Regions from separate parts of the Homo sapiens genome. Here regions 1, 3, 4 and 5 are each linked to region 2. A link is a contact called in ENCODE Hi-C or POLR2A ChIA-PET data. All regions are on one chromosome and are shown on one strand. The core of a region is the stretch at or near the end of the contact, and the rest is flanking DNA. Distances in the headings are between cores, read along the strand shown. Region 1 holds the start of MYH9-DT (MYH9 divergent transcript). Region 2 holds the start of IFT27 (intraflagellar transport 27). Region 3 overlaps TMPRSS6 (transmembrane serine protease 6). Region 4 has its middle 12 kb from the start of TMPRSS6. Region 5 holds the start of CYTH4 (cytohesin 4).

Evidence for each region. Hi-C counts contacts between places; a loop is a spot of excess contacts on that map. ChIA-PET counts read pairs that join two places held with the same protein, here RNA polymerase II (POLR2A). Pooled maps may share reads with other maps.
Region 1: a pooled map shows a loop between it and region 2 (11-fold over the local background). The contact joins the promoter of MYH9-DT here to the promoter of IFT27 in region 2. A Hi-C loop is called at or near these places in 3 of 37 single-sample maps with no recorded cell type and 10 of 50 pooled maps. POLR2A ChIA-PET finds 5 or more read pairs at or near these places in 4 of 52 experiments (BJ, CD4-positive, alpha-beta memory T cell, MCF 10A and 1 more).
Region 3: a loop to region 2 is called in a pooled map, with 5 times the contacts of the local background. The contact joins the enhancer-like site here to the promoter of IFT27 in region 2. A Hi-C loop is called at or near these places in 1 of 168 maps with a recorded cell type or tissue (PC-9) and 7 of 50 pooled maps. POLR2A ChIA-PET finds 5 or more read pairs at or near these places in 2 of 52 experiments (CD4-positive, alpha-beta T cell and CD4-positive, alpha-beta memory T cell).
Region 4: a map of CD8-positive, alpha-beta T cell shows a loop between it and region 2 (8-fold over the local background). The contact joins the enhancer-like site here to the promoter of IFT27 in region 2. A Hi-C loop is called at or near these places in 1 of 168 maps with a recorded cell type or tissue (CD8-positive, alpha-beta T cell), 1 of 37 single-sample maps with no recorded cell type and 10 of 50 pooled maps. POLR2A ChIA-PET finds 5 or more read pairs at or near these places in 5 of 52 experiments (CD4-positive, alpha-beta T cell, OCI-LY7, activated CD8-positive, alpha-beta T cell and 1 more).
Region 5: a loop to region 2 is called in a pooled map, with 3 times the contacts of the local background. The contact joins the promoter of CYTH4 here to the promoter of IFT27 in region 2. A Hi-C loop is called at or near these places in 5 of 50 pooled maps.

Annotation. Positions count from the first base shown.
Region 1 is chr22:36,387,058-36,389,934 of GRCh38, reverse strand. MYH9-DT (MYH9 divergent transcript) reads right to left here and starts at 1,341. Exons shown (of 3, transcript NR_183573.1): 1 at 1,200-1,341. MYH9 (myosin heavy chain 9) reads left to right here and starts at 1,968. Exons shown (of 41, transcript NM_002473.6): 1 at 1,968-2,128. RefSeq lists an enhancer at 1,657-1,951 and silencers at 1,745-2,324, 2,355-2,434, 2,715-2,877.
Region 2 is chr22:36,774,555-36,777,518 of GRCh38, reverse strand. It overlaps IFT27 (intraflagellar transport 27), which reads left to right and starts at 1,400. Exons shown (of 7, transcript NM_001177701.3): 1 at 1,400-1,845. The coding sequence starts at 1,812. RefSeq lists enhancers at 8-571, 1,099-1,358, 1,137-1,700 and silencers at 1,599-1,648, 1,779-1,838.
Region 3 is chr22:37,078,476-37,081,345 of GRCh38, reverse strand. All of the region lies in intron 10 of TMPRSS6 (transmembrane serine protease 6), which reads left to right. Among named protein-coding and RNA genes, the nearest start is that of KCTD17, 28 kb to the right of the region's middle. RefSeq lists an enhancer at 1-965. Within about 2 kb of position 1,310, at least 5 of the 41 ENCODE cell types and tissues checked have a DNase peak (open chromatin) inside an H3K27ac peak, as active enhancers do; they include CD4-positive, alpha-beta T cell, where a contact is called at or near this core.
Region 4 is chr22:37,120,325-37,123,640 of GRCh38, reverse strand. No RefSeq gene overlaps it. Among named protein-coding and RNA genes, the nearest start is that of TMPRSS6, 12 kb to the right of the region's middle. Within about 2 kb of position 1,305, at least 6 of the 41 ENCODE cell types and tissues checked have a DNase peak (open chromatin) inside an H3K27ac peak, as active enhancers do; they include CD4-positive, alpha-beta T cell and CD8-positive, alpha-beta T cell, where a contact is called at or near this core.
Region 5 is chr22:37,281,198-37,284,078 of GRCh38, reverse strand. It overlaps CYTH4 (cytohesin 4), which reads right to left and starts at 1,571. Exons shown (of 13, transcript NM_013385.5): 1 at 1,491-1,571. The coding sequence starts at 1,509. RefSeq lists enhancers at 167-216, 1,763-1,812.

The sequences.
Region 1 (2,877 bases), core at 92-2,591, 390 kb after region 2:
TTTTAGCCGGGATGGTCTCGATCTCCTGACCTCGTGATCCGCCCGCCTCGGCCTCCCAAAGTGCTGGGATTACAGGCGTGAGCCACCGCGCCCGGCTGCAAAGAACTTTAAAGTTCATATCTGTGTACTTTTCTAATGTCTTTTAAGATGAATTCTCAGATAGAATTGATCAATTTACTTTCTCATCTGTATCTATAAACCTGACCAATATTGAGCATTTTTTTTTTAATTAGGTGAAAATGGCATTTTATGTTGTTTTGTTTGCATTTCTTATGGCTTTTTAAAAATAATTATTGGCCATTTATAATTCTTCTTTAAAATCACCTGTTCCTGTTTTTGGCCATTTTTATTTTGGAGTCTTTGAGGTTTTTCTTTTTCTTTTTCTTTGTTTTTTTTTTTTTTGAGGCGGAGTTATGCTCTTGTTGCCCAGGCTAGAGTGCAGTGGTACGATCTCTGCTCACTGCAACCTCCGCCTCCCGGGTTCAAGCGATTCTCCTGCCTCAGCCTCCTGAGTAACTGGGATTACAAGCATGGGCCACCATGCCCGGCTAATTATTTTGTATTTTTAGTAGAGACGGGGTTTCTCCACGTTGGTCAGGCTGCCCTTGAACTCCCAACCTCAGGTGATCCGCCCGCCTCGGCCTCCCAAAATGTTGGGATTACAGGCATGAGCCACGCGCCCGGCCGAGGTTTTTCTTATCAACTGGGAAGAGATCTTTATATATTGCTGATAGTAATTTGTCACAGAGTTGCAAAATCTTTTTTTCCCAGCTTTCTTTTGCCTTTAGAACATAGCTTTTTTCTGAAGTTAATTTGGAAGAATAGTCATGATAGCAAGCACATTCCAGTAAGAAAGAGTAATGATGAGAAATTTGCCCTCATAGATATAGAATGTATTATAAAGGTATCTTCATTAAAGCATGGTGGGATTGGCACAGGTGCACACAGAGAGATCAATGTATACAAGTCAGAAACAGCTTCAAGTATAATAGTTCTATAGGCGATGAAGGTGCCAACTAAAATCAGTGGAGAAAACAGTGTTTGGACAAGTGGCTATTACAAAAATTATCTTAGGTTTCTTCCTTACCCCAAAAATAAATTCCAAATGGATCAAAAGATTTTTCATTTAAAAATGAAAACATTTTTTATCCTCTTGTAGTGGACAGTAACAAAAAAAAAGTGCAATTTGTAACAAGTACCTGAAAGGATGTATGCGAGTTAATGACATGGAGGTGAAGAGAGGCTCGGAAGGGTATTCCAGGTGGAGAGAACGGCCAGAGCGAAGGTTTGGAGGCTGAAAGGCAGCAACGTGCGGATCCTAAAGAGGCAGGGTCAGGAATCGAACTCAAGACGCTCACAATGGAATCCAGGGCTGAGTCCATGCCCGCCCCCACAGGGATCATAATTATGTAAAATAGCATTTTTCCCATATATGGTACTTAATATCTGTCCTTGTGGTGGGATGACATGAGACTGAGAGCACAGCTCGCGGGGCGGGGTGTCAGAGTTCCAGACCTTCCCAGTCGGCTCCCGCAGGGCCTCGCCCCGGCCCAGGCAAGGCACCAAAACCCCGGCCCGGAGCTCTCCGCGCCCCGAGTCGCCGCCTCCTGATTGGATTCCCCCTGTGTCAATCCTTGTCCTAGAACCTGGCTGTCCGTTGGACCCGCCCTAGAGGGCGGGGCTCCCGCCTAGGAAGCGCGGGGGAAGGTGGAGCGGGTGGAGGTGGGGCGGAAAGAGGATGTTGAATCCCCACCCATCTGGCCGCAGAGGCTCCGCCCACCCCCTTTCCACAGGCCAATACGTCTGCCCATCAAGGCCAGGCGCGGCCTGCAGTGGGTGTAGCAGGAAGGGGGCGGGATTGTGCCCCAGGCTCCGCCCCGGAGCCGGCTCCCGGCTGGGAATGGTCCCGCGGCTCCGAGGGCGGGGCGGGAAGGCGGCGAGGAGCCGAGCTGGGTGCGGTGAGGCGCGCAGATCACCGCGGTTCCTGGGCAGGGCACGGAAGGCTAAGCAAGGCTGACCTGCTGCAGCTCCCGCCTCGTGCGCTCGCCCCACCCGGCCGCCGCCCGAGCGCTCGAGAAAGTCCTCTCGGGAGAAGCAGCGCCTGTTCCCGGGGCAGATCCAGGTTCAGGTGAGCGAGCCCCACCGCGGTCCCGCCCCGGGCAGGCGGCGGCGGGCGGGCGGGGGCGAGACGCGCTGCCGCCAGGCCGACTGGTGGTTCTTGGGCTCAGTGCGGCCCGCCACCCGCGCGGGCGGGGGCGAACGCCGGCGGCTCAGGGCCCGGCACCGCATCCTTCCCAGGGGGACCGGGACCCCCACGCGGGCGCTCGGGGAGGGCGCCGGCAGCAGCGAGGCCTAGGGGTGCAGGGGCGGCCTCGGGACCCGGCGCTCCCCGGCGCCCCCCGTGTCCCCCGGCGCGGTCTCAGGACTGGGCACTGGAGCCGACCTCCCCCAGCCGCTGGGGCACGCGCCCCGCCCTCGCCTCGCCCAGGCCCGACTCGGGCAAACTTTTTAACCCCTTCCGGGAGCCGCGGCCCCTGGGACGCAGCCTCACGGGTTGGGAGCCCGGGGCAGCCGCTCCCGTGGAAGTTTCTGGCGTCTGAGGCACGGAGGTAACGGGCAGCGGGCACCGTTTGGCAGCTGTCAGGGCGTCCTCCTGAGTCAGAGTCGGACCGTCCCGCTGCAGACCTTGCACCCGGCCCGGTTTCCGCCTCCGCGGCCGACTTCCTCATTCGCCCGCTGCCGTCGGACTGGTCGGGGAGGGCCCGGGGGAGGTGCGGCGGCTGCCCGGACAAGGGGGACCCGGCGGGGACCCGGGCGCGAGACAGGAAGGGCCACCCCCAGTCCCTGCTCCAGCCCTCGACCTCCGACTTCTGATCC
Region 2 (2,964 bases), core at 151-2,650:
ACTCACGTGATGTCACCAAAGAAGAAAAGCAGTTACGAGAAATGAAGGAGAAACAGACCTTTACCGTAGCGCCAGGAATGAATCCCAAGGAAAGAACATCTCAGACAACTTGCATTTACTCTGGATTCGGGGCTGAAACCATCAGCCATTCATAGAGTGTGTGTGTTTATTCCCCCACACAAGGCTGGCAGCCACTCTGAGATGCAGAGTGGCGGAGAGGTGGAATGTTCTAGGTGTCTGGAGGGAATGTGGAACTTTCGCACAGGCACCTTTGCTGAGGGGCTGCTCTTCCCTTCAGCATCAGCCATCAGAATCCCAGGGGCCCTGAGAAAGTGAGAACAAGGGGTACATTCGGCCAACCAGTGACAGTGATGATAAACCAAATCTGTCCAGATAAGCTTCCGCTCTCCCATCCACCCCACAATCACGTGTGCACCTACTATCTCCCAGGCACTCATACGTTTCTCTCCTTCCATCTCCACAACCACCCCACAAGGCGGGTTCTCCTAGGCCCATCCTGAGGCTGAGGGATGAGGTGACTTGTCCAGGCCAGGGATTTAGGTCTCTGACCCCCTAACCACGTGCAAGAGGCACCCCCAACCCAGTAAACGCGTACAGAGAGCCTCCCTGGGTGACGGGCAAACGAGGTTAGTGATGCATTCTCCTTTTGCAGAGAGTAAATGGACTAAGAGCAAAGTACGACTTCAAGTTTCCGAGTCTCACCGCTTAGCCCCATCAAAGTGTATTTGTTCTCCCTTTGTTCACAAACATCACTTTAATAAAACACCTTCATATTTTAGATTTTAACGCTCATTACATCTTTGAGCTTTTAAAATGAGATTTCCCTGCGGGATGCGGGGCAAGGACTGCACTTCTCCATGCACTTTAATAGCCGCGCTGTGCAGAACCCGGGAACCGGGGAAGCCGCGAGAACCGCGCGAAGTCAGAGCAAGTCAAAACGACCTCTACAGCGGCGGCCTGGCCCACTGCGCAGGCGCCGCTCCAGACCGCCTAGAGCCCAACCTGCCCCATTGTAGGCGAACCCACTTCTAGAAGGACAGCGGGAGTGGCGAATCCCTATTCCTCCCGAAGATGGGTCAAGCCAGACTCTGACCAATCAGAAAGCTTCTCTTGTCACCGCTTCTGACTGCTTGACGTGGAGGCTTCTTTATCTCGGGACTCTCAGGCGCAGCGGGGGCGGGATATAAAGCTGGTTGACGTCAATTACAACCACTCGTCAAGCAGACTGAACTTGAAGAACTGATAACTCTACGAATTGCATCTCAAGAAAAGGCTGTTATCCCAGCTCTCTACTCCCATTGGATTTTTGTGAGACCTTGAGGGTGGGAGCTTTTGGCGGCAACCAATCGAGGGTCAGCGAGGAGGAGGAGGAGGCGGGGCAGGTGGGCTATGGTTGCTTGGAGAGTGCATCCGGCCCGGTACTTGTGATCGGAGGAGAGCCGGATCGTCCTTCCTTGAACCCTCTGGGTAGGGCTGTGCTGAGGGGCTGGGCGGGGAGCACAGGCCGTGTCCGCTCGCTTGCACCTTTTCAGACTGCCGTGTCAGGCCTCGAGCCGGGCCCACCTGGAGCCCTCCCCTGCCCACCCGCCCCCAGCGCCCGATATCCGCCCCCGGCCCAGAAGGGCCGGGCTCGGTCATCCCCAGTCCCGTCGCGGCCACTGACCCTTGAGATCAGCCCTCCCCTCCCCACCTTCCCGTCCCAGGCCAGCCCAGGGCCCGAAGCCCACCCACTCGCGTCTCTAGCAGCCGCTCTTGTCCTCTGGGTACGGCTCGCGGGAGTGTTGGTTACCATGGTGAAGCTGGCAGCCAAATGCATCCTGGCAGGTGAGTCTGAAAACTTGCGCTTGAATACGGTGGTCTCTGGAGTCCAGAGCCTTCATAATTCATCCAGAGCTTTTGTTCACCTAAATTGCCTACCTTTTCCTTTCTCTCTCCCAAAGGCGAGTTACTGCAATTACTGATACAGTAAATTACGTTAGGCGTGGAAGAATGATCTTCCAGGGCACTTCGCAGCTCCAGTGGATTTCCCCCTGCTCCCTGTCACATACTCTGAGACCACCTTCACCAGTTGAGGTGACTCGTTAAAAAATCACTAGTTACAACTCTGGAGAAGCAGACTTGTTAAAACAAAACAAAACAAACAAAGCTTAAGCAAACCTTGAGTGCTTCAGCTAAACATATACTGTACCCCAAAGTTAGGCATCAGTGACTTTGGTAGTCTTTACTATGGGATTTTTCCCCCGACCTCACCCCCTCTGATAACGGTGACCTGAGTGTAGTGACCAGAGTTTGCAAAAGGCACTTGTGTGTTGTCTTTAAGACCCAAAGTTACTGTGCTGCCCCACTCCAAGAAGGGCATAAATGTTGAGTCTCCCAAAGGCAGGAATCTTTGTTTTGTTGACTGATACATCCCAAGCACCCAGAACAATGCCTGGAACATAGTAGGTACTCAATAAATACTTTTAGAATGGATGAATATGTGAATATGTGGCATGCACATTTGTAGTGTACCCCTTGTATCAGTCTGCACATTTAGAAAAACAATATTTTGGATTATAGACTGCGAAACACATATGCATGTTACTGAGTGCTTACTGCATGTGAAGCACACATATTTCATGTAATCGTCTCACCATAGCACACTGGGCTAGGTACTGGATTGTTTTTCTTTTTTTTTTTTTTTTTTGAGACGGAGTCTCACGCTGTTGCCCAGGCTGGAGGGCAGTGGCGCAATCTCGGCTCACTGCAACCTCCACCTCCCTGGTTCAAGCAATTCCCCTGCCTCAGCCTCCCAAGTAGCTGGGATTACAGGCGCAAGCCACCATGCCCGGCTAATTTTTTTTTGTATTTTTAATAGAGCTGGGGTTTCACCATGTTGGCCAGACTGGTCTCGAACTCCTGACTTCAGGTGATCCACCCACCTCGGCCTCCCAAAGTGCTGGG
Region 3 (2,870 bases), core at 61-2,560, 300 kb before region 2:
GAGGACTTACATCTCCCAACCTCAGGTAACTCATCTGAAAAAAGGGCGTGAAAGAGACCCCCACCCTGGGAAGACTAAGTGAGACAACGCGTGGAGAACATTGCACACGCGGGCTTAGGTCAAGTGCAACAAACCTGCGTTCATCACCGGCTCTCACTCTGCTCTGGGCAGGCACAAGCTGAGGGGTTTATGGTGCTGGCTCTTTCAGCCTCAACAACCCAGCGAGGAAGCAGGTGCCTGTACTGCCTTCACAGACCAGTGAGACACCCAAGACACAGAGAGATGAAGTAATTTGCACAAAGTCACCCAGCTCTTTGAGCCAGAGTTAAGGCCAGGCAGCCTGATCTGGAGTGCACGTGGGTGCACAGATGCATGTCTGTGTGCGTGCGTACATCCATGCATGTCTGTGCACGTGTACGTGCATGTGTGTGTGGTCCACGTGTGCGATTCTTCCCTCTGAGCCTCTAGCGGCCCATGCCAGCTGGTGACTCCCTCAGCCAAGGCATCCCCAGCCAACCCACTGGCATCTGGGTGGGGGGATCGACAGTTTCTGTGGCTGTCCCACCAGTTCCAGAGCGGCCTGGGAAGTCCCAGCCCTTTCTTCTCAGACTTTCATTAAGGGTCCAGGGTCCCCAGGGGCAGACTCTTGTCCCCTCCCCGCAGACTCCTCCTGTGTGAATGAATGTGGAAGGGAAGGCAGAGGTGGCGCCTGCAAACCATCCGCACTGGGCCACTGTGCCCTCTAGTTATGATCATGGGCGATAGTGATCATCCCATGTAGATGCTGAGAAATTCTTAGAATGAGCATTTGTTGGAAATCTGCTTGTGTGGGTGGCAAAGACATGAGAGGTCTAGGGAAGAGCAGATTTTCAGACAAGGCACTTTAGGGAGGGGGAGGTACAGCCCTTTGGCCCAGAATGCCCATTGATGGAGAGGGCGGGTCAGGGGAGAGGGTATCTTAACCCTCAAGTGCCAGCGTAGTGATGAGGAAAGGCTGGCCTGGTGGGCCCCCCATGGACTAAGCATCCTTAGGCACTTCACCTGACTCCTCTGAGACTGTGGTGCCTCCTTCACCCCTGACCTGCCTGCTTTCTACCTAGCTTCTCCCGGTGCCCACTTGAGCCCAGCTGAGGCCTCAGGCCCTTGAGTGGCCTGGGGGTGGTAGAGGGACTTGGCCCGTGAGATCTGGCCATGGCTGCTCCATTTCGCAGAAGCCACTCTCACGGGCTGCCACCGAAGCACGGGCTTCCCCCTTTCCGGGAACCTGCCTCCTGCCAGCTTCCTCTCCTGTGACATCACTTCTCTTGTGATTCGCCCCACCATTTCCACTCACTCCCAGCCAGTGGGGACAGGCAGAACCATGGGTTCCCTAGGCCAGCTGGAGCCACCCCCGACCCGGCCTGGCCTGGCTATGGGGTGGCCCTTGTGTTCTCCGGAGCGCTAGTGGCCAGCACAGGCGGCAGCCACAGACACTTAGTAGGAACTTCAGTGTGGCTGACCTGAGCTGGGCTGGCCGTGCAGGAGAGTGCAAGCTGCTTCCTCCATGAGCTCACAGCCTGACGTCAGCAAGTGCTTCAAAGAAGTCATTTCCTATGCATGCCTTAAACCATGCCACAAGGGAGATACGATCACCCCTGTTTTACAAATGTGAAAACTAAAGCTTGCTGAGGGTGACCCAAGGTCACACAGCTTGTTCCTGGGGCAAAGCCAGGCTGCCAATTCAGCTCTGCAGCCCCAGGTCTAGAGCTCTGGCAATGCCAGGTGCTGCTCTCCTCCCCTCTTCAGCACTTGCCTTCTGTGACCCTCCTTCCCCTTTAATCTGTCTGTAGGTAAGGGCACGGGGGTGTGCATTCATCCACCCACGCACCCTTCTTTCCTTCTTCCTTCTTGTGTTCTCCCCACCCTTCCATCCATCCATCCATCCATCCATGCATCTATCCCTCCAGGCAGTACATCCTGACAGGGTCCCTGTCTACCTCCTGGATGAGGCAAGAAGGAAATATTCCCCATATCCAGAGAGGTGAGGAAGCAAGGCAGGCCACACGGTGCAAAAATGTGCCTTCAGACACTCAGTACTTTGTAGCCAAGATGAACTGGCAGGCATCGCAGCAGTCAGGCTTCTGGTGCTTCTTGGAGAGGGCTAGAGGGGAGCACTTGTTGGACGGGAGGCACTGGAGAGCCAGAGAATGTGCACCCTCCCCCAGAGAGTTCTGCAGCAGAAACAGAAAACTCAGATGGGCCAAGGGGCCAGGCCAGGGCTAGAGTCTATGATGGGGGGTAGGGTAGTCCAGTGGTGTTTTCGGGGCTTTTCTTTCTTTCTCTCTTTCTCTTTCTTTCTTTCTTTCTTTCTTTCTTTCTTTCTTTCTTTCTTTTTCTTTCTTTCTTTCTCTTTTTCTCCTTCTCCTTCTCCTTCTTCCTCTTCTTTCTCTTTCTTCTTTCTTCTTCCTTATTCTCCTTTTCCCTTCTTCTCCCTTCCTCTTCTCCTTCTTCTCCTTCTCTTCCTTCTCCTCCTCCTCTTTCTTCTTCTTCTCCTTCTCCTCTTCCTCCTCCTCCTTCTTCTTCTCCTCCTCCTTCTCCTCATTCTCTTTCTCCTTTCTTCCTCTTCATCTTTTCTTCTTCTTCTCCTCCGCCTCCTCCTTCCTCTTCCTCTTCCTCTTCCTCTTCTCCTTCTAAAGGAGCAGGAATCTGGATTATTATGTGAAATTAGCTCGCGACTCAATGAAGCAATTTCTACATGGTGCATAAACAGATTGTCTTTACGCTGAGTGACTCCGCTTGGGCCACTAGATTTCAGCCGCTGCCTTGAATTCCTCTCTGGCGCTTTCTAAGCAGACGCTTGTTCCAGGGATTCCACCACCTCTACCCGTGCT
Region 4 (3,316 bases), core at 56-2,555, 350 kb before region 2:
GTGCTCTCCTAGCCCTGACATTCTGTGGTTCCAGGTGCCACATGGAATATGGCTTAAGGCCTGGGCTACATGTATTTTACATCAAGAGTTCACGCTGGGGTTGGGGGGTGGGGATGAGAGTAGGGATTGCAACTGACTCATTTGCTTGGCACCTGCTGATCCCTGGGTTTGAAGTAGCCCTGCCCTGCCACCCAAGCTATCTACCCTCAGGTTCCTATGCATCCCTCAGAACCCCACTCAAGCATCTCTGCTTCTGGCAGGCCCTCTGATTTGCCCCCAAGTAGAGTAGATTACTTCCTCCTACTGTCCCCCTCCTGAGCTACCTCTGTTATAACCAACTGTTGTGCCGTGGGTCAGAGCCTGGGCTAGATTCTGGGGATCTAAGGGTGATACTAATAGCTTTGGAAGAACATCAGGTAGAGCCCCGTTAGCTCAAGACTTTAGTCAGAAAAGCCAGGCACAAGAAGACTCTGAAAGGACCTTCTAATTGGGGAAGGAGGGTGGAATGTTGGGTGGAGCTTTAGCAAGGGGGCTCAACTGGAACTCAGCTAGTTTTGGTTATAGTTGATTGAGGATGGTGCTTGGAAGAGAGAGGAATTGTTCTTGCAGATTAGCAGCCACTATTTGACAATTTGGGCTTTATCAACAGGCAGTGGGGGAGGGACAGCTTTGGGGTCAAGGATCTGTGAGAGCCACTGTGGAATGTTCTCGGTCCTTCAAAGTCTTCGAGAACTGCATGTATTGAGCACTTAGATGCGTCAGACTCTGTTATAAGCACATTGATCCTTCCACTCTCTGGAAGCATCCTTAACTCACTGGATCCTTAAGCAAATGCCATGAGGGAGGTACTATTCTTAGCCCATTTTATAGCTGAGCCTATGGCTCAGAGTGGCCAAGTGACTTACCCATGATCACACAGCTAGAATGTAGTGGAGCAAGTTGAACCCAGGCAATATTTAGCACCCACATGGCACAGCTTCTTACAGCTTCTAAAGGGTGTGCACCCCTGGTATCCCACACAAACACACAGTGACCTACCAAGATAGGAATGACAGAGGTTCTAAGTCTTGTTCCTCAGTAGAGGCCCAGAGGCCCTGAGGGGATGGCGGTGCCGTGTCCCGGGCCACACAGTGCGTTTGGTAGTGGGGGAGGGAGTGTTGATTAAATTTGAGCTCACCACCAGCACCTGTGACAGGCCTGGGACATCCCCTAGGCTGACTTGCTTAGAGACATTTTCCACCACCAGGGCTATGACACACTCGAGGCTCCCATCACAGAGCCTGGCAGAAAGTGAGGCAGGAAGCGCTGAGTGGTGAGAGACGCAGGTCGGGTAGTGGAGGGGGGAGTGCCCAGTCTACGATTCCAGGAAGCCAGGATGCAGACGGAGGGAGGAGCAGAGCTGGCAGACAATGTCTCATCTCCCATTCCTCTATTTACCTGGCCTCATGCTGGGCACTGGCCACAGAGAGGAGGCCGGCTACTGCTCTGTCCACAAAGAGTCTCCAACCTTGTCTGGGAGGGAGTGACTCTGGAGGACACATACAAGTAGACCAGCTGATCACAGCCCTCCTTCGGTGTGGAAGAAAATCAACCCGGTCCTGTGAGCACAAGCCTTGATCAGGAAATGGTGCCAGTGAACACTCTGGTGGAGTCTTCTAACCTGGGGAGGAATTGTGGAATGCCGTGCGGGGCTTTAGCAAGAGAGGCTGAGCCAGAGTTCAGGTAGTTTTGGATAGCTGCTTGAGGATGGTTCTTAGAAGAGGAAGGAATTGTTCATTCATTCATTTATTCATTCAACAGACATTTAGGAGGGCCTAGTACCTGCAAGTCACGGTGTTGGGGATCCAGCAGCGAGCAAAGCCCCCTTCATTCTACACTTTCAGCCTTTGTGGACACCTTGGGGCAGTGTGGCATAGTGGTTATAGCCTTAACTCTGGAGCCCCGCAGCCGGGTTAAGTACTGGCCCCCTCACTCTGGAGCCCCGCAGCCGGGTTAAGTACTGGCCCCCTCACTCTGGAGCCCCGCAGCCTGGGTTAAGTACTGGCCCTGCTGCCTATCAGCTGTGACTTTGGACAAATACCTAAGCTTCTCCGTGCCTCAGTTTTCTCATCTGTAAAAGGGGACAATACCAGGACTGTTGTGAGGATGAAAGAAATAATTGAATGTGGCAGGGTGCTGTGGCTTGCACCTGTAATCCAGCACTTAGGGAGGTCCAGGTGGGAGGATCCCTTGAGCCCAGGAGTCCAAGACCAGCCTGGCTAACATGGTGAGACCCTGTGTCTACAAAAAATATATACAGAAAATTAGCCGGGCATGGTGGTACATACGTGTAGTCCTAGCTACTAGGGAGGCCGAGGTGGGAAGATCCCTTGAGCATAGGAGATTGAGGCTGCAGTGAGCATTGATCGTGCCACTGCACTCCAGCCTGGGCAACAGAGTGAGGCCCTGTTACAAAAAAAGAAGTAAGTTAATGTAAAGTACTTAGGAGAGAAGAGCTAGCCGTGGGAGAGACAGACAGAGACAGGGCTGTGACCAGGGCAGCCAGGGGCCAGAGATGTGGAAGCTGCTGACTTGCTGGCTGGCCTTTTGGATACTCTGTTGCTGTGTTGGTGATGGCTGTTTGGGGCAGGGGATGAGCTGGACACCTGCAGGCTTGGTGTCTCCTGCCACCTCCCTGCCCTTTCCAACCTCCTAATCCTGACAGCTCATCTCCCTCAAGCACCTGGGTAGGTCTTGGGGGATGATGGTTTGAGATAAGGCCCAAATCTATGATGACAAGATTCTAGGAGGTGTGACAAATGCTGAAGGAAACCTATGAGGTCTTCTTCCTACCTCTCAAATCCAGCCGTGCTGGCTGCCACCCGCCTAGCTCAGGGCCGAGGACATTTTGTCCCTCCCAATTCTGTACCACTTGGCCCCTTTGAGCCTCAGTCTCTTCATCTAAAATGGGGTGAAGAAGTGAAATTTCAAAGGCCGGGTGCGGTAGCTCACTCCTGTAATCCCAGCACTTTGGGAGGCCAAGGTGGGTGGATCACCTGAGGTCAGGAGTTTGAGACCGGCCTGACCAACATGGTGAAACCCCATCTCTACTAAAAATACAAAAAAATTAGCTGGGCATGGTGGCCTGCGCCTGTAGCCCCATCTACTCAGGAAGCTGAGACAGGAGAATCACTTGAACCCAGGAGGCGGAGGCTGCAGTGAGCTGAGATCGCGCCACTGCACTCCAGCCTGGACAACAGAGTGAGACTCTGTCTCAAAAAAAAAAAAAGAAAAAAAAAAAAGATAGCCCACCCTGTGCCCAGTAACTACTGCTCAT
Region 5 (2,881 bases), core at 322-2,821, 510 kb before region 2:
CTCTGCTGCTGACTGGCCGTGTGACCTCAAGCAAGTCAGTCCCCGTCTCTAGTTCACCTCTGGGAGCCTCAGTTTCCTTATCTGCAACATGGAGACAGCCATCCCTGTAACCTCAGTATGTTAGGACCCGAAAGGACAAAGCGCCCTGCTGGACACACAGGCAGGGGGGTTGCATCTCGGTGGGTGCCCTCCCCCCCTCATCCCACCCTCATGTCTGCTGAGAGGCCTGAGCCAGGTGCTGCCCTTCGCTGGGTCTCCCTGTGCCAACCAGGTGCCCCCAAGCTGTGCTCACTGAGCTGTGATTTTGGGAGCCCCCAAAGCCCATGGGAGAGGCAGGGGTCAGAGTGAGCCCTGGATAGGGATTCAGGGAACAGGATTTGGTCCTGCTCCTGCCTTAGAGAGGCTGTTTTCCTCCCTTGGCCTCTTTTCTCCCTTCTGCCACTGGGGGGGCTGTTGAAATGGATCAGTGGTTCTCTGGGTTCCCTGGGGCCCGAGGCTTCCATCTGGGGGTGGGGAGGAAGGGGGATGCCCAGTGGGCGGGGCCAGGCTGCTCCACATTAGGTGCGTTTGAAGCAAGGGTGCTCCTGGACAAGGCTGAGGTCATCTGGACCTGGGGAGCAGACAGCTCCCACGAGCCCTTAGGTTCTGGAATTCCAGCAGCCGTGTTCACCAGAACTGTTGCAGCTCTGGAGCATGCTGACATCCAGGGTGCAGAAACTTGGCCCCTCTACCGGGCCTTCAATTTGCCTCCCAAAACACGACCCTGATGTTCTTTTCCTCACCATCTTTGCAGCCTCCTTTCTCCTCTTTCTCCCCAGACACATTGTCTTAGTAGCTGGGGAGGGTTTCAACCAGAGCCTCTGTTGCTCACTCCTGGCCCTCCCCTGGCTCTAGGCAGCGTCCTCAGCCTCCCCAAAGACCACCCCAACCCCCGGGGGCCAAAAAGGGGCCTCAAGGCCCTTGTATCACCCAGACAAGCATCGCCATCACCAACATCCCATCATCATCTTAATCGCAAGTCACTTTTCTGAGTCCACCTCTGAGCCTTTGGACTGGCTGTTCCTTCTGGCTGGAATGTTTGTTCCTTAGAAAGCCCCTTAGCTGACATCTTCCTCAGGTCCCTCATCAGACAGCATCTCCTCTTGGGGCCTTTTCCACCATGCATTCCTGTCTTCCTTACCCTGCTTTACTGTTCTTCATCCTACCTGCCATCAACTGACATATGGAATCACATTAGAGTCACTGCCGGTCTCCTCATCTAGAGCACAAGCCTATGAAGGGGGAAACAGCGTCTGCTTTGCTACTGCTGTGTGTCCAGCCCCTAGAACGCAACTGGACACACAGGCTGAGCCCACAAATGTTTGCTTCTTGCAGCTGCATTTCCCACCTGCGCTGTATTCCTTTATCTAGGACCCTGTGAGGCAGGGGCTGCTGTCCCATTCTAAAAGAGAGCACCCTGAGGCCCAGAGAGGTTGACGGCAGTTGCTTACCTGGGTGGCACAGGTCCATTCCGACGCCTCTGGGGAAAAGATGACCCGTGCTCCTGTCGCTTGCCGACCCAGCTGCTGTTCGGGCTGGCCCGGCAAGGATGCGTCACCTTGACTGTAACAGGCTCCTTCCTGCTTGCCCCGCCCAGCCCTGTGTGGGGAGGAAGTCAGTCCTGGCCCACGGGGGTCTCGTGTGCAGGCTTTTGACAAAACAGCACTTCCTAAAAACTGGCAGAGTTTTGAGCAGCAGGGACTTTTGCCAGGGAGGGACAGAGGTGGAAACAAACAAACAAACAAACAAACAAACAGATGAAGTGAGGGGAGGGCCAGATAAAAAAGAGAAAGACAGTGAGACAGAAAGAAACACACAGACACATATGCACATACACACGTACACATGCACAGACACCGAGGGCGATGTTCACTGAGGACGAACATTTTCCAGGGGACCATGGGCATTCACGTGGCAGCCTCCTCACATATATGCCATAGGAGCGCCCAACTTGGACAGTCCTAGCAGGGCCCCCTGTGTTCCACCCCACAAGCTCTCTTCCAACTCCCACTTGAGAAGAGACAAATGAATTCACTGCTAGGAAGGGCTTTGCTTCCCTTCAAAGAAATATCTGGCTTTTTCTTGTCTAGTGAACAATCGGGTAATATGTTCCACTTTCCTTCTCCCCCAGGCTGCTGGGAAACTCATCGTCAAATCCAAAGCTCATCGACAGCTATTCTATGATGTCATGTGAACTTTGGGGCCTGACTCAGCTGTTTGACTCTCAGCTAGGGCTAGTCAGCCTCGCTTTGCTTATCTCTGAAAGGGGAATAACACTAACTCGGGGATATGGAAACCATGGAGTGAGAGGATGTGTCGGAGATGCTTGGGACATAGTAGGTGCTCAATAAACACTTTCTCCTTTGATTTTAATTATCTTCTTTGGTTAAAATGTATCATGTTATTCCTTGTGCCTTTTCTGGCAGGTTGGTTCAAATCCTTTCTGCAAAAAGCTTTGCTGTAAAGAAACAGGTATAAATTAAATGTGAATTCCCTATAACTTCAGGACACATGCAGAGTTATTCATCTGTTTCCCCATTACTCTCCAGGCCCCATGAGGGCAAGGTTACCTTTTGTGTTCTGGTGTGTGGTAAAATGCTGGGGACATAGAGGGTGTGCAAGTGTGGAATGAATGAACAAATGAATGAATGAATGAATGAATGAAGGGAACATGGAAGAGATCACGGCCGATGTGAAAGCTAGCTACAAGTTCACCTCCTTTTCACTATGCCGCCGCTTCTGCTGTCAAGGGGCGAAGTCCATTTCTCCTTCCTTGGAAGCTGAGCTGGCCTTGGGCATCTCTTTGACCAATAGCACGTGGCAGAAATGATGTGCCGTGATG